Regions from separate parts of the Mus musculus genome. Here region 2 is linked to region 1. The links are chromatin loops, found by intact Hi-C in ENCODE. Cell type or tissue: heart. All regions are shown on one strand. Each heading gives the region's core, and the rest is flanking DNA. Links, peaks and the distances in the headings are about the cores only. Region 1 holds the start of Actn3 (actinin alpha 3). Region 2 holds the start of Dpp3 (dipeptidylpeptidase 3).

The links. Hi-C counts contacts between places; a loop is a spot of excess contacts. Peaks named below come from ENCODE experiments on the same cell type or tissue, not always from the same donor. Only the 100,000 strongest peaks of a DNase experiment are listed, where the experiment ranks them.
Region 2: a loop joins it to region 1, with 2.0 times the contacts of the local background. A loop is called at or near these places in 2 of 42 quality-filtered maps.

The regions. Positions count from the first base shown.
Region 1 is chr19:4,875,992-4,887,093 of GRCm38, reverse strand. It overlaps Actn3 (actinin alpha 3), which reads left to right and starts at 9,185. Exons shown (of 21, transcript NM_013456.2): 1 at 9,185-9,383. The coding sequence starts at 9,240. It overlaps Zdhhc24 (zinc finger, DHHC domain containing 24), which reads right to left and starts at 8,426. Exons shown (of 3, transcript NM_027476.3): 1 at 8,065-8,426; 2 at 6,696-6,973; 3 at 1,697-3,618. The coding sequence starts at 8,345. The coding sequence ends at 3,323. Bbs1 (Bardet-Biedl syndrome 1 (human)) reads left to right here. Exons shown (of 17, transcript NM_001033128.3): 17 at 1-212. In heart, for the core only: no CTCF peak of the experiment used is centred there; DNase peaks (open chromatin) are centred at 8,453 and 9,153; H3K4me3 peaks cover 2,142 bases; H3K27ac peaks cover 1,688 bases; H3K27me3 peaks cover 827 bases.
Region 2 is chr19:4,923,538-4,934,639 of GRCm38, reverse strand. It overlaps Dpp3 (dipeptidylpeptidase 3), which reads left to right and starts at 6,353. Exons shown (of 18, transcript NM_133803.2): 1 at 6,353-6,420; 2 at 7,581-7,855; 3 at 10,867-10,956. The coding sequence starts at 7,586. Peli3 (pellino 3) reads left to right here. Exons shown (of 7, transcript NM_172835.3): 6 at 85-273; 7 at 1,773-2,785. The coding sequence ends at 2,342. In heart, for the core only: no CTCF peak of the experiment used is centred there; DNase peaks (open chromatin) are centred at 5,720 and 6,289; H3K4me3 peaks cover 1,916 bases; H3K27ac peaks cover 2,221 bases.

The sequences.
Region 1 (11,102 bases), core at 6,103-11,102:
CTACTGAGAGGACTGCATTGATCCTAATTTTCTTCTTTCATGGTCATCTTTTTGCTTTGTTTTCCAAGAGTGAGAATTTTGTAAGCTTTTCTTACGTTTCAAACTGTTTTTCTTAGTTCCTGTGTTCAGTTCTTATATTTTCTTCTCTTTAAGTTTTGCATTTGTTTATATGTAAGTAGCCTAACAGCATCTAATTAAACAAAAACTCATAATGAATTTATTTTATTTTGTGTGTGTAGGGGGGGAGGTAATAGGAAGCACTCAGGGGCTTTAACTGATATTGAACCAGAGGCCAGAGAATAAAGCAAAAGTACAGAGTCCTTCATCTGGGGTGGGGAGAGGTGGAGGGTGAAATTTTGTTTTTGCACAAAAACCCAGGCCTCTCTGTAGAGGGTGTGCAGGCCATCTGCAGGCACAGCAGAGCCCCTAAGGGGCACAGCCTGAGACTCCTGTGGTCTGGCCTCTCTGTCCTGGCCCAAGATTGGGCCCTGTTTTATTCTCTTTACTATATAAATAGAATTTCATAATGAATTTATTTAATAAAACAATCAAGCTGGAAGGGTGGCTCAGGGATGAACAGTTGCTGATCTTGCAGAGGATCTGGGCTTCTTTTCTAGCACCCGTATGGCAAGATTTACAATAGCCTGAGACTCCAGTTCCAGAGGATCTGACCACCTCTTTTGGTACTAGGCACCCACGTGATTCACATACATTCATGTAGGTACTCATAGGCATAAAATAAAAAGTTTAAAATAGAAAGTAAAAAAAGTGAAGGTGCATTCTATATTGCACAGTGATCTCACCCATTGCAGAGACGCAAGAACCATAAAAATAATTTTTAATTATTTATTTTTATTACGTGCGCTGGTGTCTTGCCTTGGTCTGTGTGAGGGTGTCAGATCTTGGGAGCTACAGACAGTTGTGAGTTACCATGTGGATGCTGGGAATTGACCCTCATCCTATGGAAGAGCAGTCGGTGCTCAACCACTGAGCCAGCTCTCCAGCCCCTGTAAAAATAGTTTAATGGAAAAGGAAGCCAGATGTGGTGGCTCACACCTCTAAACCCAGAATTCAGAACGTTGATGCAGGAATGTCAACGAAAGTTCAAAGCCATCTTGAGTTACATAGCTCCAGATCAGTTGGACCTGCTGTCTCCACCAAAATAGTTTTTTAGAGGAAGAACAAAGATGTTATGATTACAAATACAGCAAGCAGAAGAAGCTACAATGAGGGGCCATTGAGACAGCCCAGCAAGTAAAGATACCCACTGTCAAACCTGCTGACCTCAGTTCAATTCCAGGTCCCTCCACGTGGGAAAAAACAAGTTACCCTCTGACCTCCACACATGTGCTATGGTACAGGTATGCCTCTCCCACCAACACAAAAGGAAAATTAATCTTTAGAAAAATTTAGTGCTCTTTATGTGTGCTCAACAATCTCTGCCTAAATCCTTTATAGTAACATTAAAATATAAAAATAAATCTACTCAAAAGACATGAACAAGCCGGGCGTGGCAGCGCACCCCTTTAATCCCAGCACTCGGGAGGCAGAGGCAGGCGGATTTCTGAGTTCGAGGCCAGCCTGGTCTACAGAGTGAGTTCCAGGGCAGCCAGGGCTACACAGAGAAACACTGTCTTGGAAAAAAAAAACAACAAAAAACAAACAAACAAACAAACAAACAAACAAAAAGACATGATCTTTGTCAGAAAAAAAAAGCTTTATTGAAAATATTGAAGGCTGGCATGGTGGTGCACATATTTAATCTCATTGCTTAGGAGGCAGAGTTTGAGGCCAATCTGGTCTAAATAGTAATTTCTAGGCTAACCACAGCTACAAAGTGAGACCCTGTCTCAAAAGTAAAACTATTCATTGAGGAGATAAACCATGTTCGTGATCTGAAAGGTTGACTTCACAGACGCTTACTTTCTACAAGCTAACACGGTCTACTGGATCCCGCTTATTTCAAGGTGGGCTTTCATTGGTGAGATCTGAGGAGCTGATTCTCAGACTGGTATGGAAGAGCAAGGGCTCCTAGGGCGTGATTCCCACTACGTGGGGGGAGTGTACATGGGGTCGGGGTGAGGTAGGAAAATGACCAGTGGAAGAAAATAAAAAAGATTTGGTTAAGGTATATTCAGATCTCCATGTGGAAGAGAAAAAGAGGACCATATCACTACATGCAGTAATTTGGACACATCTCAGAAACAATATCTTGTTGCCAATGGTACCCACACATTACATGTCCATGCATACACCATGCTCTCTCTCTCGCTCTCTCTCTCTCTCTCTCACACACACACACACACACACACACAAACAAATGTTAAAATTACCCTTCATGAACTCTGGAGTGCTTGGAAGCTAGTTATTTTGGCCCTGATGTTCCTTTTTCACTTCAGCTGTGCAAAAGTAAAGCAGATTCAAAGACCAAAGACCAAAGACCAGGCCTCTCTGTGAAGGGTGTGCAAGGCCATCTACAGCCACAGCAGAGCCCCCAAGGGACACAGCCTGAGACTCCTGTGGTCTGGTCTCTCTGTCCAGGCCTAAGATTGGGTCCTTTTTAATTCTCTTTACAATAATAAATAGAATTTCATAATGAATTTATTTAATAAAACAATCTAGCTGGAAGGGTTCAAATCTAATCTCTTAGGCCAGTCATGGTGGCAAATGTCTTTCATCCTAGCACTCAGAAAGGAGAAGCCAGTGGACTTCCTTGAGTTTGAGGCCAGTAAGGTCTACATTTCTACCAGCAATCTTGTCACATGGCCTAGCAGGGCTTTTCTATTTCTTACAGAACAAAGATTCTAACTGTGGTCCCGCATACGGGTGAGCTGCTAGAGCTCCCTCACCCCCTGCTGTAGACATGTTTCTAGTGCTAATCTCTAGAGCACGTCTGGACTCTCCTTGCCTGGATCCCACCACACCCTTCCAGGGCCAGAGGTGGCAGAGCCCTGGCCCATTGGGATCTCAGGCCTTCTGTAGTCTCCAGGCCTGACATGGGACCTGGGAAACAGCAACCAAAACAACAAAGTGAGGTATAGGAACCCAGCAAAGATGGAGGAGGCCAAGAACCAGGTTGGCACTTTACTACCCTGCAGAGGGGCAGTCGGTCAGGCCAAGTAGCCCCCTTGCTAGACCATCCTCTGCCAAAAGGGCCAACTACAGAGATAGAAGAGCCCACATTGGGCAGGTTCAAAGAAGGAGCTAAAGCTGCCCACTACACACATGAAGGGGCAATCGGGCCTTCCTCCTGCGGCTGGCATGAAGCTAAAAAGTTCTCAGTTCGATCCTCTGCCCTGTTCAGTTCTGGCTCTACCTGGACTCAGGAAGTCACAAGACCCACATCACCTGGAGTCTGGAAAGAGATCCCATCTCCAGGCAAAGGAGAGGCTAGAAAAGGCCAGAACCAGACTAGGGCCCAGCGAGGCCCCAGGGCTGCCTGCAGGTTGTGGCAGGTGCCCAGGTCATAGCAGTGGTGACCCCGAGCCCACTCCCAGGTGGTCTGTCCCCGAAGCAGCAGCATCCCATGGAAAAGCAGCCCAGCACCACACAACAGTGCACCTGCCACACACGTGTCCACCACAAAGGCCAGGGCAAACTGGGCCAGAGACACTTTGCCTGTGGGGAGAAAACAGAAAGGGGCTCAGGGAATAGCAGTTGGCTGGCCTTCCCAAACCCCAATCCTGCTCTCCTCCCACCAAAGCCTCCATCCTGTAAACTCAGTTACTTAGTCACACCTGGGGTCCGGGTTACATGGGAAAGTACACCATTTACCATCCTGACCTTAGCAGGCAGCTAGTTCCTGCTCAATAATTCATTGACTTCCAGAGGCCATGAAACACTGTGTTAAGGGAAAGACTCGAGGCATGGAGGGCCGTGGGTTGTGGGATATGCTTGCTGTGAGCTGTCTTGAATGGGCAAACGCATGCACAGAAAGCACACTAATGATGGTTGGGGCTGAGGGAATCTAGGGAGCCATGACAGAGGCTCTCACTGGACACAGCATTTCTCTTTGGAGTGAGAATGTTCTGAAATTAGATAGTGGTGATGTCTGTACTAAATACAGACATCTAGTATATTTTGAAATATACTAAAACCTGCTGAGTTGTACACTTCCAACTGGCTAAAATGATGTGTTTTGTTATCAATAAGAGTTGTTGATCTGACGAAATGACGCATGCAGTAAACTGCTTGCCTTGCAAGCTCGAGGCTCTGATCCACAAGACCCACATAAAAATCTGGATGTGGTGACATAGGCCTGTGAATCCATCGATGACTGGATGGGAGGAGGACACCGGTGTATCTCTGGAGCCTGCTGGCTAGCTGGCCTGACCAATGAGATACTGCCTTAATCAGAAGGTGCCCAAGATTGTCTTCTGACCTTCACAAGTACATACATTCATACGCATGCACACATCCCCAGATCATGGCAGAAGTGCTGTGCAAAAAATACTAATAAGGGTAGAGAAAATAGACCGCACTATTTTGATAAGAGAGAGAGAACATCCCGTCCAGGGACTCTCCTAGGAGTCAGTGTCAAGGGTCTGGCAGATTGTTCCAGGTCTGTATGCACTGGACCCTGAAGGGAGGGGCTCCAAAAACAGCAGGAAGTGCCAGAGTGAGGGAAGAGGTGCCCTACACTCAAGTACAAGTTACCAAGCCTGTGGAGACCAGATGAAAGGAAGCCCAAAACAGAAACGAGAGATGGAAATATCAAAACCATGTAGATGATGCCAAGGGCAAACCAGTTAAGAATGTGGCACTGGAAGCATCTGAGCCCGAGATGCCCCTAAAGCAAGGAGAGAGCTGGGTTTATCTAGACAGTCCCTAAAGCAAGGAGAGAGCTGGGTTTATCTAGACAGCCTGGCTTGTGCCACCCCAGGAGGAAGGGCAGAGCGGAGACCAGGAGGATGAGCAAGAAAGCAGCTGTGAGCCTGCACACATCCTTTGAAAGGAGAAGGCAAATTAAGGAGGTGTAGGGGAACCCCCAAGAACACCAATGAAGAGAGCTGGGCACACGAACAGGAGTAGACAAACTAAGCAGAGGCCTCCAGCAAGGGGGACACCAGCTTTCCAAAGCCCCCCACCACCACCACCCCTGGGGGAGAGCTGAACACAGGAACATTGCTGTTGTTTTGTTTTTGAGACAAAAATAGCTCAGGCTCATCTTTAGCTCCTAGCTCCGTAATAACACAGATTACCTACAAATACTCAATGCCCCTGTCAACCTGGGTTTCATACGGAGAATAAGGTGAACCAGGGTGTGAACATGGCATCGTGCATATCTGACAGCCCTCAGCAGCCAGGTAGGGAGGCTGAGCTAGGATGCTGAGATGTTGGCAGGAGAAAGTGGACATGAAGGGCCCTGTGCTAGTTAAACCAGAGCAGTAAAGACAGACAGGCAAGGTAAAGAGTGACCTGACCCGTTCTGAGTGCTGACAAGAAGTAGGTGTGGATGTAAGAGCTGGGGAAATGAAACACAGGCCAAGAAATGGAAGCCAGAAGTGAGCACATGCCTGTAAGCCCAATATCTGGAGAGTTATGAAGCGGATTATGAGTTCAAGGCTAGCCTGGACTACACAGCAAGACTGTATAGGAAGGCAGGCGACAGGCAGGCAGGCAGGCAGGAAGGAGAGAGAGAAGAAAGGAAGAGAGGAAAATCCAAGCAAGCCTTCTGGACATGGGTAAGGCCGCTGGCAGTTGGTGCTTTTGGTGCAACAGATTCTGGGGTTGAGAGGCTGGGAGCCCAAGTCAGTGTCTGGGGACAGTGGGATAAGCTATGATAACTGCAGGAAAGCACCCAGCCTCAGAAAACACAGACCCACCAAGAAGAGCGCTTGTGCACGTGTGTGTGCGGTGGGGGTGGGGGTGGAGGTGGGGGCAGCATTTGGGACAGAGGTGGGATTCAATAGGATAAGGAGGCATGGTGATTTCTCAGAATGGCCAGGGAGATTGCAGAACAAGGTTAACAGGAACAGTGGAAAGGTCGGGAGAAGGATTCAGGAAACACGTCCAAAGTGTTCTGGCCAGAAGGGACAAAGAATACACAAATCCATGGGACTTTTACGGAGGTGTCAGAGGAAAGAGGAGTACTCACACCATCAGAAGCCAGCCAGTAACACAACCAAGTCTCCTCCCAATTTCCAAAGGAAAGGACTTCCCTGCCTGTAACTTTCACTGGCTCCCCTCGCCCCATCAAATCAGACCGGTATCTCTCCCCAGCATTCATGCCTTCTACCACCCAGTCCTGACCATCATTCTAGCCCTCATTCTCATGGTGCCTGTGAAACTGCGTTGGTTCCTTTCAGGGTTTGTGTACATGTAACGGCACTCATTCTCTGTGTTTAGAGTGGGGATATTTGGACCATTAGGTCCACCTCCCCTAATAACCTTCTAGCACCCCAACAACCCATGGGCTCTCAAATCAGCCTTCCCTCTTCTGTAGCAAGCCCTGGGGTCCTTCTTGACTCTGGGAGCCAGAACTCTGCTCTTGTCTTGGAGCACCGGGTAAAGTACAGTACTTAACACTCAACTAAGTGGCAGGCTTCCCTCTTTCCTTAAATGACCCTGGGACTGGGTCCCCAAAACATTGGCCAAGAGAACCAGCTAGACACCACACCTCCCATGGAAAGGGCCCTGCTCCCCAGTCCAGTGCAAGGGTCTCTGGCTCCCAAAAGGTTCAGAAAGCTCCCCACCTGTGAGTAGCATGAGCCAGGGCAACAGCAGGAGAGCCACTGTGTAGAGGGCTGAGTGGGCCTGCAGCAAGGCTGACAGGGCGGGGCCTAGCAGCACTGAGATGTGGAGCAGGACACCAGCAGAGTGAAGCAGGAGACACAGGAAGGGCCGGTAATTATGGAAGCCCACACAGCAGCCCAATAGGCGACAGTGATGGTCACGACGTAGGATGCACACACGGCAGGCAGAGCAGTGACCACTACGAGGTGGCACCTGGCTTTGGCACTGGTAACAGTAACTGCAGGGGGTGGGAGCAAGGACACAGGTCAGTGCCTCAGTAGCTCTCAGTGTCCCAGACCATGCCCAACCGCAGCCTCAGAGACCATCTTGGGAAAGCAGGAACAGTCCCTGTCTTCACCAGGCATCTCCAGCTAGTGGTTACTGCCTGTGACACACCTTCTGAAAAGCAAAGTTTGCAAAGGCCTGGCAGTACTTCCACCACTAACATCTTTCTCCCTCTCCACTCCAGTCGCTGACCTTGTGGTTCTGGAATATTCTGGGCATACTGTGGCTTCTGCCTTTTCTTGGTCTGCTTCCCTCTCCCAGAAACCAGTTCAAAATTTCCCAAGTGGCTGACTCCACCGCAAATGCCTGAGTGATGTCCACCTATTTATTTTTAGTTTTTAGTTGCAAGTGGACAAGTTAGTCTTAATATATTTGTGGATGCTATGGCTTTTTAGTAAAATGTAAATTAATTAATCAAGCTAATTAACCTAAAGCTAATCACCTAAAAGTCTTGTACTGAAAATTGACCATCTATTTAAAATTGAAACTTTATGCTGGAGAGATGGCTCAGTGGTTAAAGGCATTTGCTTCGCAGACTTGATGGCCTGTTCACTCTTCTGAACCCACGTGGTAGGAGAGAACAAACTCCCGAAAATTGTCCTCCGACCTCCACCTGTGTACCCCGGCATGCGCGCCTGGGACCGGACACACATCACACATACAGACACAAATAATAAAGATAACTTCTCGCCTCTTTTACCCTGCTCTGTTTTTTGTTTCTGTATCATTCTTGAGCATCTAGTTTACGCAATTTGCTTTTTTTTTATTGGCTTATTATTATCTTTATTATCTGCACCTTCCGCCACTGAAATCAACTCCAGGAGGTCGGGCATCTGTTTTCACTTGAGTCCTAGGAACAGTGGCTGCTCAATATCTGAATGAATAAGTAGCGGGTGCCAGGCTCTAAAGGAGTTCTATGGCTCTAACAACCCGGATGCTAACGTCATCTGGTTACTGACACCTCAAGTTCTGGGTCCTTTCTTGGTACCAGCGACCACCAGACCCCCTGCTTCTGCCCGCCGACTCCCGGAGCCCAACACTCACGCCCAGCCCTGTCCCAGGCCGCGGCCAGCCAGCATCACCCCCCGAATGCTGGGATCCGAGCGGAGGAAGAGCACCACGTTGCCCAGCAGATTGAGCAGCTGATAAGCAGCTAGCGCCAGTTGCAAGGCCCGGGCCAGTGGTCCCAGCGGGGGTGGCCCAGGCCCCAGCACCATCACGTAGGCCAGCTCCAGGACCACGACGGCGGCCCACAGCGCGGTGAGTACCAGTGGCATCCGCGCGGGCGCTCCTTCTGCGCCCCGAGCTGCCCAGGACTCCCCCATGGTCGGACCCACCGGCTTTCCGATCGCTGGGATCCCACTGCTTCCGCATTGGGGAGGGCCTAGCAGCGAACTGACGTCTCCTGCAACCAATAGGAGCTCCGCAGGGGGTGCGTTGCGCGCGCCAGACTTATAGGGAGGGGCCACAGATACGGAGAAGTGATTGGCTAACTGACCAGATGTTCGAAAATCTGATTGGTGATGCTGCCCAGGTGTCAAAAAGAAGCAGTCCGCCCAGCGTACTGCAGTAGCCGCCCCTGGTGTGGCTTGCTGCCACTCCATGAGGATTGAGTTGCAGCCCCCGGGGCGTCGGGGTTTCCCGGCTCAGCACATTCTCCCTACACTCCTCTACAGCCGCCCCGGTATTAATAGACCTGGCTGGCCCTATCATCTGGCCCTGAGCCTTTCCCCATGCTCGGGTGTCTCCATCACCCTAGAAAACTCCCCAAACAACTTGTTGACTTGCTGTTACAGACTGTGAAATAGAAATAGGGGTCTGTTTCTCGAGCGCAATGCTTAGGAGGGACAGACTCAGGTCCAAGGGGCAGCCTTTAGGATGCCTACAGCCACCACTTGGAATCCACTTAATAGATGAGGAAACAAAGTCCATGGCTGTCCCAAGATCACACAGCAAGTTAACCACAGAGCTAAAATGCGAACCCACTATCTAGGCCAGTAGTCATCCCAGCATCCCCCGCGATTCCGCAATCTTTGACTCCAGCACAATCTCTTCTCTGGTCCAGTTCCCAACCTCCCTCGCCCCCTATCTGGCCCCACCCACGTACCCCATATTTAGTACGAACCCGATCTGGGGGCTGGACCGGGCCCTACTTAACCCGGCCTGAGTGTGCAGGAGCTCGCCCAGTGAAGCAGAGCGGAGCCAAGAGCCTGAGCAAGATGATGATGGTTATGCAGCCCGAGGGTCTGGGGGCCGGGGAGGGGCCCTTCTCTGGCGGTGGGGGCGGCGAGTACATGGAACAGGAGGAGGACTGGGACCGCGACTTGCTGTTGGACCCGGCCTGGGAGAAACAGCAGCGGAAAGTGAGTGCTCACCCATTTCCCAAAGGCAAAAACTGAGGCTGGGAGGCCAGGCAGTTCTTCTCGGGCATCTGGGCAGTTCAAGGTCAGAGCCTGGCTGTAATCTAGAGTGCAGCTCCCCAAACCAGGCTCTGCCCACCAGCTATATGCTGTCCTCAAAGATCAGAAGAGTTCTCATAGGGATTTAGGATATCAAGGACACCGTGGAGTCCCTCAGTGACTCCCCAATAACTTTAAGCCCACTGCCCCTCTTGTGTTGGTGAAAGTGGATTTTGGACAAGGTCCAAGAGACCCAACTCATTCTTGGATGGGAGGTGAGGGGTTCTCAGAAAGTTATGTTCCTTTAGTCTCCAGTTAAGTATCCCTAGACCCCATCCTGAGGAGAACATGCCAGACACACAACCAGTGGATTTGGGGTGTAGGAGAGAACAGCTGTCTCATATTCTTTCCCATCCTCTACTCTGTCTTCTGCTATGGGTGGATCCCTCTACTGGCTTGACAATGGAGGAAATTGAGGCCCAGAAAAGGGCACAGATAGGCAGGCAGCCTGTTGTGTACTGAGGAAGAAAAGAATGCCCCCATCTGAGGGTCTTTGTTCCTTGCCTCACCCCACTCTTTCCCAAGATTCCCCTCCCTGTCTAGAAGCCCTGAGTCTGCTGAAAAGGCCAGAAGGTCAGGAGGAGGGGAGCCCCGGCTCCCCTTACCAGTAACCTAACCCAGGCTCCCACATGGACACTTGTGCTGAGGCAGCGCCTTTGTGGGAGCTCAAGAGGGCCATGAGGGCAGCCATTGCCCAGGCTCAGCCTTGCAGGGCACTGCCCCCTCCTTCCCTGGATCATTTCACCCCTGGCTACCAAGAGGAGGGAGCAGGACACCTGGGTTCCCTGAAGAGAAAATGATTCCATCCGAACTGAGGAATTTTTGGGGTTCTGAAGGCCAGGCTTAGGGTGAGCACCATGAAGCCATGGAACCTGCCTTTTGCCAATTGTGCGTGCTTTTAGGAAAGTAGAGGGCATTGCAGACCTGAGAACCCCAGAATTTACAAGCAGATCGTTTCCGCTGTGTTAGATGACAGGAGCTGACTGCGGGGGGGGGGGGGGGGGGTGAGAAGCCTGAGCTGAATGGAATGAGGCCTGGGATGATCCACCCTCCCCCCCAGCCCCCTCCCCCTCCCCCTGCACCTGTCTCCAAGCATGGCTGTGGTCCCTGAGTTCCTGCAATCCCCGGGTGATGTCATCCCTGCCCCTGGCTCCAGCTGCCCTTTGCTCCTCAACAGCCCTCCCCCTCTCCCTCCCCCTCCCAGATCACAGTCTGTGTGTTCCCACCACAACAGCTGGCAGTCTCTTTCTTGCCTTTGTCATCTAAAGTATCAGAACCATCCTTTCATTCCAATTTCTAGCCACCCATGTCCATCAACGATCTCCACCACCAACCCAAGTCCACCATTAATCCATCAACAGAACGGGGCAGATGCTCTGAAAACCAGTTAGCATGCCCTGTGTGTGGGTGGACATGTGCGTTTTCTTCCCTCGGTCCGCTTTGTTTATCTCAAAGCTGTAACATCCTGTGGTACAGCAGGTACCACCCTGCCCCATCCATCCCTGCTCCTGCATTCATCTTCACTTACCAGTGACTCCAATATCTATGGTTCCCAGCTTCGGAACATTCTGTTCTCCCCTGATACCAGAGTCCACTGTGGTTGACAGTATTAAAAAAAATTGG
Region 2 (11,102 bases), core at 4,146-9,145, 50 kb before region 1:
GGTGGGGGTGGTTTAACACCATCTCTATCATGCAACCTTCTGGGAACTCTTGGAGTTGTGAGCTTATCCTTCATGTGGTCCTAGGAGCGGGCAGCCAAATGGAGGACTCCGGATGGTCTGATGGACGGCTTGACAACCAATGGGGTTCTGGTGATGCACCCAGCAGGTGGCTTCTCCGAGGACTCTGCCCCAGGTGTCTGGAGGGAGATTTCTGTCTGCGGGAATGTGTACACGCTGCGGGATAGCCGATCAGCTCAGCAGCGGGGGAAGCTGGTAGGTGGCCTCCTCCATTTCTCCCCACTCTTCCCAGGCCCCCAGCATCAGTTCCTTGCCTTTCCACACTGGGAGATGATCTACAGTGCTTCTCTCTGAGAGAGTTCCACCAGGCTCTGCTCGGTGAGCTCCAGGCTCAGACCGTTCCCCACACTTGTCACCTACTGCACAGACAGGACCACAGCAAGGTCCCTAGGAATGCTTTGAGACTGCTGGGGATGCAGCAGGTGATATGTAACAGAGCCATGCAAATGCACTGTGTGGAACCAAATGGCTCTGAGGCTGCCAGCAGCTTAGAACATCACAGCGTTTTCCAAGGGTGACCCTTGGCCTGTGCATGAGCAGTGTGTATCCCAGAGTGCTGGCAGCTCAAGTGTGTCGCTCACATTTGGGGAGGGTGTGAATCTCTCCCAGCAGGAGTAAGAGGGCCTTGGGAGTAATTCTTACACTGCTGGTCAGGAAGTGCCCCTTTGATGCTACTCGGAGCACTAGTGTTGGGAGCTGGGAGTAAGTTTTAGGAAAAAACATAGGGCCGTATAGCTCTGTTCATTGACTGGGCCACAGAATTCTCCCCAGGTGTCAGCACATGGGAAGATTATGAGTTCTCAGCCAGCCTGCACACACAGCAAGAGCCTGTCTCACAATCAAACCAGAGGCTGGAGAGATGGCTCAGTGGTAAGAGCACTGGCTGTCCTTTCAGAAGACCCAGGTTTAATTCCCAGCACCCACATGGTGGCTTACAGCCATCCATAACTCTAGATCTTGGGGATCCAACACCTCTTTCTGGCCTCCATGGGCACCAGGCATGCATGTAACGCACAGACATATGTGCAGGCAAGACACCCATAAAGTTAGAAATGAAAAAGACAAAACAAAACGAACCACGCACATGAATGTAACACAGATATATGCTTGTTATGTGCCCACTGTTTACCAGGCATCGATTGGTCCATGTTTTTTCAGTTGACTTATTTAATATTCACAAGGCCCACTTGAGATATGGAAGCCACTTTGAGGTCCAGGAGACCAAGATACAGAAGTTAAATTATTTTCTTGGTAACCCTGAGTAAGTGAATGGCGAGATCGGGATTCAAATTGGGGCTCTCTGGCTCTAGAGTTCTTGCTTTGATTCTTGGCCTGTGGGACACTCACTCGCTTTGGGCTCAGTACCCATATTCTCCATGGAAAGTATTTGTTTTCTTTGTCATATCCTACTTCTGACATTCTGGGAGAGCTTTGGAAAACGTTTCGGAAAAAACCTTGCTTTGGGCCAGACCTCCTGATTTGACCTGTGGAGATACCAAAGCCCAGGCCCTGCTGAGAGTAAGGGGCTGTATGTATTTGGGGGCATCTGCCTTCCTTGTCTCAGCTGGCCTGCTGGCCTAGGGTGTTCTCTTCAGGGAATGTCACTGGCCAGATAGGTGGCTTCTCTGGGGTGAGGCTGCCCGTTGGCAGGGCCAGAGAGCTCTTGGGCTAAGGCCTTCTGCTGCCTCCGGCAGGTGGAAAACGAATCCAACGTCCTGCAAGACGGTTCGCTCATCGACCTGTGTGGGGCCACACTGTTGTGGCGCACTCCGGCTGGGTTGCTGAGGGCACCCACACTGAAACAACTAGAGGCCCAGCGACAGGAGGCCAACGCAGCACGGCCCCAGTGCCCCGTGGGCCTTAGCACCTTGGCCTTCCCCAGCCCAGCCCGTGGCCGCACAGCACCCGACAAACAGCAACCCTGGGTCTACGTCCGTTGTGGTCATGTCCATGGCTATCACGGCTGGGGCTGCCGGAGGGAACAAGGCCCCCAGGAGCGAGAGTGTCCTCTCTGCCGCCTTGTGGGACCCTATGTGCCCCTGTGGCTCGGTCAGGAGGCCGGTCTCTGCCTGGACCCTGGGCCACCCAGCCACGCTTTTGCACCCTGTGGCCACGTCTGTTCTGAGAAGACTGCCCGCTACTGGGCTCAGACACCGCTGCCGCACGGCACCCATGCTTTCCACGCTGCCTGCCCCTTCTGTGGAGCTTGGCTCACCGGTGAGCTTGGCTGTGTCCGCCTCATTTTCCAGGGGCCACTGGACTAGGCTCTCCGGGACCCTTGCTGCCATGCTCGCCTGCCCACCCAGGTCCCCCATCTCCTGCTGTTCAGAGGGAGCTCTGCATGTGGGACTCTGCCTGCTGGCAATAACCACGCCAGTTGGAAGCATTGGATGGGCTGTGGCCCTCCCCTCGGCTCTCGCCTCTCAGAGGGTCACTGAGATCTCGATCCCAGGCATACTGATAGGGACTTTAGCACCAGCTCTGCCCCAGGCTGATGGAGGGCACCCCATGCCTCTGCCCTCCCTGGAGTACCCTACATCATGCCGCATACACTGTGCCCCTGGGGGAATGAAGGGGCCATGGCCCCCGACCTCCAGCTTAGACTGGTTGTGCCCTGAACCTGCCAATGCAGGAACAGCTATTCCTCCCTCCTGCTGCTGCTGCCGTGGGTTACTCTATAAACCTTGCTGCTCAGCTGCCCTTAAAGATCCACGTGTCCCGAATGCATGCAATACCTCCAGCCCCTAGTGAGTAAGTAACAAGTGGGCAGGCAGGCAGGCTGAGATCAGCTTTTGCTGACTTCCAGTACAGGCAGGATAGTGACAAGTGGGGGACACATGGACAGTCAGGCTCTCTACCTAGTGGAGGGTGGACAGCTTCATGTTTGTTTGGATCGGGGAATTCTAGGGCTTGGGAGCAGCCCTTGCTGGGTTTGGGAAAGTAAGAGGCTTCATGGAGGTGGGTAAAACAGGAGCTCAGCCTCCATGGTGGCTTGGAATCTTACAGGCCCACAAGGTAAGGGGTCTGTACCCTCTTCGCGTAGGTTCAGGGTAAAGAAGCAGGGGTGGAGAAACAGATTAAGGGGAGCACGGGGTGTGGCTATGCATAATGGTGAATTCAGACCCTCATTTATGGGCAGCTCATTGCTCCCCAGCACCGTCTCTGAAACAAGGGCTACCACTGCTGAATGTTCACTGCGTGCCCCACCCAGCCTAACAGGAACCACAGCTGCATCCACGGCACCAGGGCTCTGCTTCCCCAAGATGTTGTTATTTAATCCAGTGATCTGGGAAAGGAGATTGGCCCTACTTGGGTTCTTAGAGCGAGAATTATAACCTAGCTGGAAGCTGTTATTGAAAGCCACAACCGCCCCTCTCAGATCATACTAAGGCTGGGCAAGACCGAGGCAAGGCAGGTTAGGGTCTGTTTCCTGGGAAAGCTGAGAAACAGAGAGATAGCTATCCACTCAACCAGTGCCTAGGGTCATAAGAGCCCCGGCGATGAGCAAGGGCTTCCGGTCAGAGGAGGGACCTAGGGGACTATTGCCAGACTAGGATTACAACATCCTGCTGGCCATCTGTACCTGCTGGGGTTGCTGTGCGAATGAATGGCAGACACTGTAGAGATAGGATGGAGTATGGAGGGCAGCCTGGGTGAGGGAACTAACATAAGACGGCAGGGAGAAGGCTTCACAGCCAACATGCAGGTCAGCAGAAAAAAGGAGAAGGGACCAGGGTTAGGCTGGGACCTGGTGGGCCTTGGTGACTATGAGAGTGAAGTTAGTGATGAGTCCCTCCCTGTGCCTCCTGTGTGAGCCAGGGCTTCCTTTGAGCCAAGGGCTAAGATGGGGTTTTCCCCTGACCATACAAGGAAAACTAAACCAGGAAAACTGGTAGACAAAATAGAGAGGGGAAAAAAAGGAAGTGGCTCTGAGTGTAGGACTGATGTCCTTAGAGCAAGACAGAAGCCAGAGCCTCAGGGAGACGAAGATTCCACAGGAGTGTACCTAAAGCCACACAGCTGCTGGTTGAGGCCATAAAGACCAGATGGGCTGTTGATAGGGAGCCACCAAAGGGTAGTCAAAGTGTCATATGGCTACAGTGCGAAGCATGGCAGAACTGTTGGGGATATTTCAACCCTTCCACGAAACACTGGAAATGGAACTCTACCCAGTTCTTGCTAACAATCATGTTGGGGTCCAGGCACGGGAACACATTCCGATCTCATTTCTGGTGTTGAATCTCAGACTCTGGGAGAAAGAACCAACAAAACGTACTTGACTGGGCTCTAGGAAGAACTCAGGCTGGTGGTAGAAGCCAGAGCTCGGAGCTTCAGATTCCAGGATTGTTCAATGGAATGACAATCTCTAAAGCCAAGCATGGTGGCATGTGCTGGTAATTCCAGCGTTTTGGTAGGCTTTAAGGAAGGAGGGCTGTGTTCAATGCTAGCCTGGGCTACATGGCAAGACCCTGTCTCAAACAAACAAAAACAAAAAGTATTTTCATTACCAGATGGATGCAAACGTACAGAAAAGCCATGACCCATTAAAACAGAATGTGGGGTGTGTGTGTGTGTGCGTGTGAGAGAGAGGTGGGGGGAAGAGAGAATATGTGTGAGTGAGAGAAAGAAGGAGAGAGAGAATGTGTGTGTGAAAAAGAGAGAGGAGAAAGAGAAGGAGAGAGAGAGAGAGAGAAAATGTGTGTTGTGTGTGTGTTGCTGCAGGAGTGGAAACTGTATAGTGGAAGGTCTTATAAAATCAAAGGTCCTCTCACCTGTGCAATTGGTACAACAGTGATATGTTATCTCAGGGTTTTTGCAAGAATTAAATGAAATTCTATATGGCAAGCCGCTGGTAAAGGACTTCATTTAACATGCACTCCTGTTGACTGCGGTTATAACACGACACCATGCAGCTTGGTTGGGGGTCTTGGGCCCTGGGATCCTTCACTTGCCTGAATTTGCCCTTGGTGGCTATGGATAGCCCTTATTTTCCTATCTGGTTACACTTACATTTCAACTGGGTCTCAGTCAGACAACTTTATACCTCGTCTAGAAACAATGAGAACAGGCAAAAGGAAAGAAGAGGACTTTCCTCGGGACACATTTTTACAGAATTCCCCCTTATAATGACACTCACCAATCAGAACCAAGAGCTACTAGCGCTGTGGTGACAAGGCTGGCCTTAAGCACATGGTTGCTCTGGCCCCTCTAAATAGGCAAGGTAAGGAAGGTGTGTTGGATTTCAGTCCCGAAACACTACCTCCTACACAACTCTAGGGGACAGCACTACCTCTTGATGGCTGCCCATCCCTTGGGTAGACTTAGTCCTGAAGTAAAGCTGACAGTGTTCCAGAGTAAGAGAAGTGAGCTATCTAAAGTCACACAGCTGGTAGGAGACAGACATCTGATTGAACCCTAGACAGCCTAAGTCAGGCCCCAGCTCTTTGCAGTGCTTACCACATCTGGTCAGCAAGTACTTGCAAGAGCCATGGGTCACCCAGAAAGACTCCTCCCTGACTACCAAGAGTAAACAACATGCTTGTCTGCATCCTGGGCTGCCCTCCAGTCAATGTCACTGGAGACCGCTTTTCTATTCTAGCTGGCAAGTGGTCACACTAAGAAAGTGCCAGCTACTAGCTGGCCTCGACTTCAAGTGCGTTGAGGAAACTGGGGTTCCCAATGTTTTAAGGATGGCTTCCATGGCGACCCAGTGGAGCACCTGTAGCATTTTTCTGCACCCCTGGGACTACTGGTGGATGGGACTACTATTCGCACAGCCTACATACACTCTTTGTAAGAGCTTCGTAGTCTCCAAATAGCATCTCCAAATCCTAAATCCAGGGAGGAGGGGGTCCACATTATTATAGTCTTCTCTAAGTGGAGGTTCCTAACTGCCAAATCCAGGGTAGGGACACTGGAGGTGAAACCCCAAAGAGAGCAGGCTCCCAGCTACATGTGTGGAGGCTCCCGATGTATAGGAACTCTCACGTTTGGGGACCTTGTCAGTCCCCTCTGTCGGTACCCGACAGCAGCCACGCGGGGTACTGAGAAACTCAAACTTTTTCACCAAACATCGCCCTACGCCACGCCTCTGTGCAGTGAGGGCCAGCAGACAAAAGGCCAAGGCCTCGCGGTCCTTGCAAGGCAGGCACCACCCGTAGCGCTTGGGGGCGGGGAGAAGATGAGGGGAGGAACTGTCTTCGGTTCTTCTACTGGCTGTAGCTGCTGTCCGTCTGATCCCTGGGGCGACTACGGGTCGGTAGGGGCGGGGCTTGTGTCCCAATGAATGGGGCGGGGAGCCGGAAGCAGGAAGTGAGTTTGCGAACGGAGCAGCTGCAGCAGGTGAGGTACAGCGCCTTGGTTTTGGGGTCACGGTGTGTCATCTTCAGGAGATCAGAGCGAGGCCTGGCTGTGCATGCAAGATCATCCCCTTTCTGTCCACCCTTCAGTGCCTCTTCCAAATCTCTCCCAGCTTTTGGGCAAGGAGAATTTCCAGGCAGTAAAGAGTTAACACCTCTTTCCGAGCGAAGGGGTAGATGGGGCGGAGCCGCGCAAATAAGGAGTACAGAGGGTGGAAACGTGTCCTTAGCCAGGGGCGGAGCGTGGAGAATGTGGTGGGTTCGGAATTCCTTGGGTCCCAACTGAGCTGAAAAGCTTTGGATAAGTTGCTTGCTTTCCAAATGTCATATGGTTCCTATCTGGAAAATGGGTTGTGCCCTTATATGGCTTCCCAACAGAGCAACAGAAGAAAACAGGATAGTGAAGGGCTGAAGAAAGACATGAGACTGGGGCAGATGCTAGGAGGGAAAAGCTGGGACAAAATATCATTGCTGTTTTTGATTTATTTTTTGACAAGGTTTTATGTACCCCAGACTGACCTTGGAATCTGACCCTGGGCCTGGTTGTTGGTTAGACAAACTCTACCAACTGGGTCACATCCCTGTCCTGGATTTCATACCCAGCTGTTGAGCTTGGTGTCATACTCACAGTCAGTGTTGCAGAGGAGCAAAGAGCAGTGCAGGGAGGTGAAGCGGCTGCCCTGGGTTTTAGACCTTTTGGTGGAGCGGGGTTGGGACGGTGGGGTGGATATCCAGCATGAAGCCTTTGTCAGCAGTTGTGATGAGCTAGAGGTGTTGGGAAATTCTGAACAGAGACTAGGACATCTGAGAAGGTGGAGATGAGGCAGGGAGTGGCTGGGGCTGGGAGTCTAGTAATGAGGCTGTGTTCTGCCGGTTCTTCCTTCGTACACTTGGCATCCTGGGCCTTAGTGTCCTCATCTGTAATATGAAGTGATTGGATTCAGATTTTAAGTCTGAGAGGCCACAGGCCAAAGCTGGCCCGCAAGTATTTGAGTCTTTGAATCCCAGCATTTCAGGTGAATGGATGCGACTGGATTACTCCCTCCTGGACTTCTGGATGGAAGAAGTTAGTTAGCTCATGAGCTTTCAGAGCAGCCGCGAAGATGCTGCGCTCTCTGAGATGACTGTGATGTGTTCTTGCAGGGCTCATGGCAGATACCCAGTACATCCTGCCCAATGACATTGGTGTGTCTAGCCTGGACTGCAGGGAGGCATTCCGCCTGCTGTCACCCACAGAGCGCCTCTATGCCCATCACCTGTCTAGAGCTGCTTGGTATGGGGGCCTGGCAGTGCTGCTCCAGACATCCCCTGAAGCCCCCTACATCTATGCCCTGCTTAGCCGCCTCTTCCGTGCCCAGGACCCTGACCAGCTGCGCCAACATGCCCTGGCTGAGGGTCTTACTGAAGAAGAGTACCAGGTCAGTTCTCACAGGCTCGCCTGGCTTCTGAGGGGCTTCTGGAGATGTGCGAAGGACCAGGAACAAGGGGCATAGGGCTCTCTCTCCAACTAGGTAGAGGATTAGACTAAAGGGTGCTAGCTCACACACACACACACACACACACACACAGCCCTGTAGCTTCAGGCTTGTTTTCTGTAGAATGTGCATATGGTCTGCCATTAGTGTAGTGCCTGCTTCAAGATACAGGGAAACAAGCCAGGCATGGTGGCACACATCTTTAATTCCCATACGTGAGAGGCTGAGGCAGAAAGATTGCTGTGAGTCTGAGGCCAGCCTAGATACCATAGTTCTTAGCAGTCTGCCATGACTGTACACCTGATACTGAGGGACAGAGGAAGGCAGCCTGGGTAGATACCAAGGGTAGAATGTTCTGTTTGTCTCTTAGTTCTTGTTGGTGGATGTATTAGCCAAATACCATACTTGAATCTTATTATATTGCATCAATTCAGAAACATACGAAACACAAAAGGTCACACTTGTTCAGTCTTTTCAGAGGCAGGCACTGTGGCTGGTCCTTTTCCATTCTGTGTGAGTGCATTGGATACTGATACTTGTATGTGCACAGTATATCAGGCCCCCATTTAAACTACCTGGAACTCATTCTGTAGACCAGGCTGGCCTTAACCACAGAGATCGACCTGCCTCTGTCTCCCAAGTGCTGGGATTAAAGGTGAACCACCACTGGCTTAACTCACTTTTTTTTAAAACGTGAAATGACAGTCTTGGGTGTACATGTGCAAGTGTCAAACATAGACACCAGCAGAAAAGTATACGCCCTGGAGGCAGGATCTCTTTTACAAAGATTTGTTTTCTTATGTGTATGTGGTGTCAGTGCGTGTTGCCCACAGAGGCAAGAGGCATAGGACCCATTTGACATGGGTGCTAGGAACTGAACTTGGGTCCTCTACCAAGCTCTCCATTACTAAGCCATTTCTTCAGTCCCCAAACAGGGGCTTACAGTGAACCTGGAGCTTGTTCTGGCAAGGCTGACTGGCTTTCAAGCTCCCATGATGGGCGGTGTACACAGCCACCTTCCTCCCAGTGCTGAGGTCACGTGTGCATGGTCACGTGTGCCTGACTTCTTGATGTGAGTGCTGCATGCTCAGACCCAGGTCCCCGCGCTCGCCCAGCAAGTGCTCTTACGCACTGAGCCTCTCCCCAGCCCTGTTTGACCTCTTACATCATGTTCTCGGTGTTCTGGATACTGCCCATTTTGCAGATCCCTGTATCCTGGAGAATCTCCATTGGGTGTATATCCTGTAGGACCGGGAAAGGCAATGTCCACTTCATTTATTGGCCGTGAAACACTCTAAAGCAGTGTGCAATGTAATCAAATAAGTATTTGGGTGGTTCAGGTTGGTTGGTTTGTTTGGTTTGTTTTATTTTGTTTTGGTTTTTGGTTTTTCAAGACAGGGTCTCTCCATGGCTGTTCTGGAATTTGCTCGGTAGACCAGGATGGCTTCAACTCATAGAAATCCACTTGCCTCTTTTTTTTTTTTTTTAAATGCTGAATATTTTAGATGGTTTCTAGCTTTTCTTTTTTTTTTTTTTTTTTTTTTTTTTTTTTTTTTAAAGATTTATTTATTTATTATATGTAAGTACACTGTAGCTGTCTTCAGACACTCCAGAAGAGGGCGCCAGATCTTGTTAGGGATGGTTGTGAGCCACCATGTGGTTGCTGGGAATTGAACTCAGGACCTTCAGAAGAACAGTCGGGTGCTCTTATCTGTTGAGCCATCTCACCAGCCCGGTTTCTAGCTTTTCTTTCAAACAATGCCACAATGCTCATTCTCGTGTAAGTGTGTAAGCGTGTAAGTGGGAACTATTTGTAGAGATAGGAATGCTGGGTTGAAGGCTTTGAACATTTATAATGATCTGATTGTGTTAAATTATCTTCTAAGGCCACATGTGGTGGTGCACACCTTTAATTTTAACACTCTGGAGTCAAGGGTAGCAGGATCTCTGTGAGTTCAAGGCCAGCCTGATCTACATAGTTTGAGACGAGTTAGGGCTATATAGTGAGAACTTTTTATTAAAAATGGTTCAACACATTACATTCCCATGAGGAATATATGGAAATGTGACCTAGTTTTCTGTGAAATTGATCAGATTGTTTATTTCTGAGCCAAGGTTACTATTTCTTCCATATCTTTGGAATTTTTGCTTATTGCGTCCTGTCTGTGGGCCTTCGTCTACTGTTAAAAAGAGCAAATCTCTGTGGGAATGCCTGTAAGTAGGAAGTGATACCCAAGTGTTAACTATTTTTAGTGGGATGCCTTTGTTGGTAAGTAACAGAGACCCAATACAAAGTGGCTTAAAGAGAATTATGAGCCTAGTGTGGTGACATATGCCTGTGACTGAATCACTTGGGAGGCAGACAGAGGCAAATCTCTGTGAGTTACAGGTCAGTCTGGTCTACATAGAACATTCCAGAATAGCTAGTAATACACAGTGAGACTGTGTCTCACAAAACAAAACAAAACAAAGCAAAAGAACAACAAGAAAAGAATTTTTAGCTCACATAATTGCAAGGACCAGGGCTAGAGGAGGCTTCAGGTGCAGTTAGACTCAGTTATTGCATGCTATCTTGAGATGTGATCTCCATCTCTCAGTTTTCTCAAGCCATTCTCAGTCAGCCTATAGCAAGAGAAGGTGATTCTCTGACTGGCCTAGCCAGCTTACATGCCTACCCTTGGAGCTGTGGGAGGCAGCTTCTTGCTATCACCAGCCTAGGTAGGTGTGTTTGGTAGCTGCTGAAACCAGTTTTGCTACCCAGTAGGGTGGGGGTAAAAATTCATCTGTGACAACAAATTCGGCCAGACTGGGGCCTCCTAGAGTCAGGGTTCTGCCCTGTGATTTCTCAGCCTCTCCCACACTGGTATGCCCTGGAAAAAAAAAATCCACCTTTTCCTGAAAGGGAAAAAGCAGTCGTCTCATATGTTTGATGCTATGCTGTCTCCACTGCGCAGGCATTCCTGGTCTACGCTGCAGGGGTCTACTCCAACATGGGCAACTACAAGTCCTTTGGTGACACCAAGTTTGTTCCTAACCTGCCCAAGGTGAGTTGGGGAGGCAGCAGTGGGCTGTGGTTAGAGAATAAAGAAGGGACCCTTGTTGGAGTCAAAGGTGCAGAGCGACCCCTAGCCCTGTCACTGGGACACTGGGACTGTGGTGTCACTTGGCATCCCCAGGTGCTACAGATGGA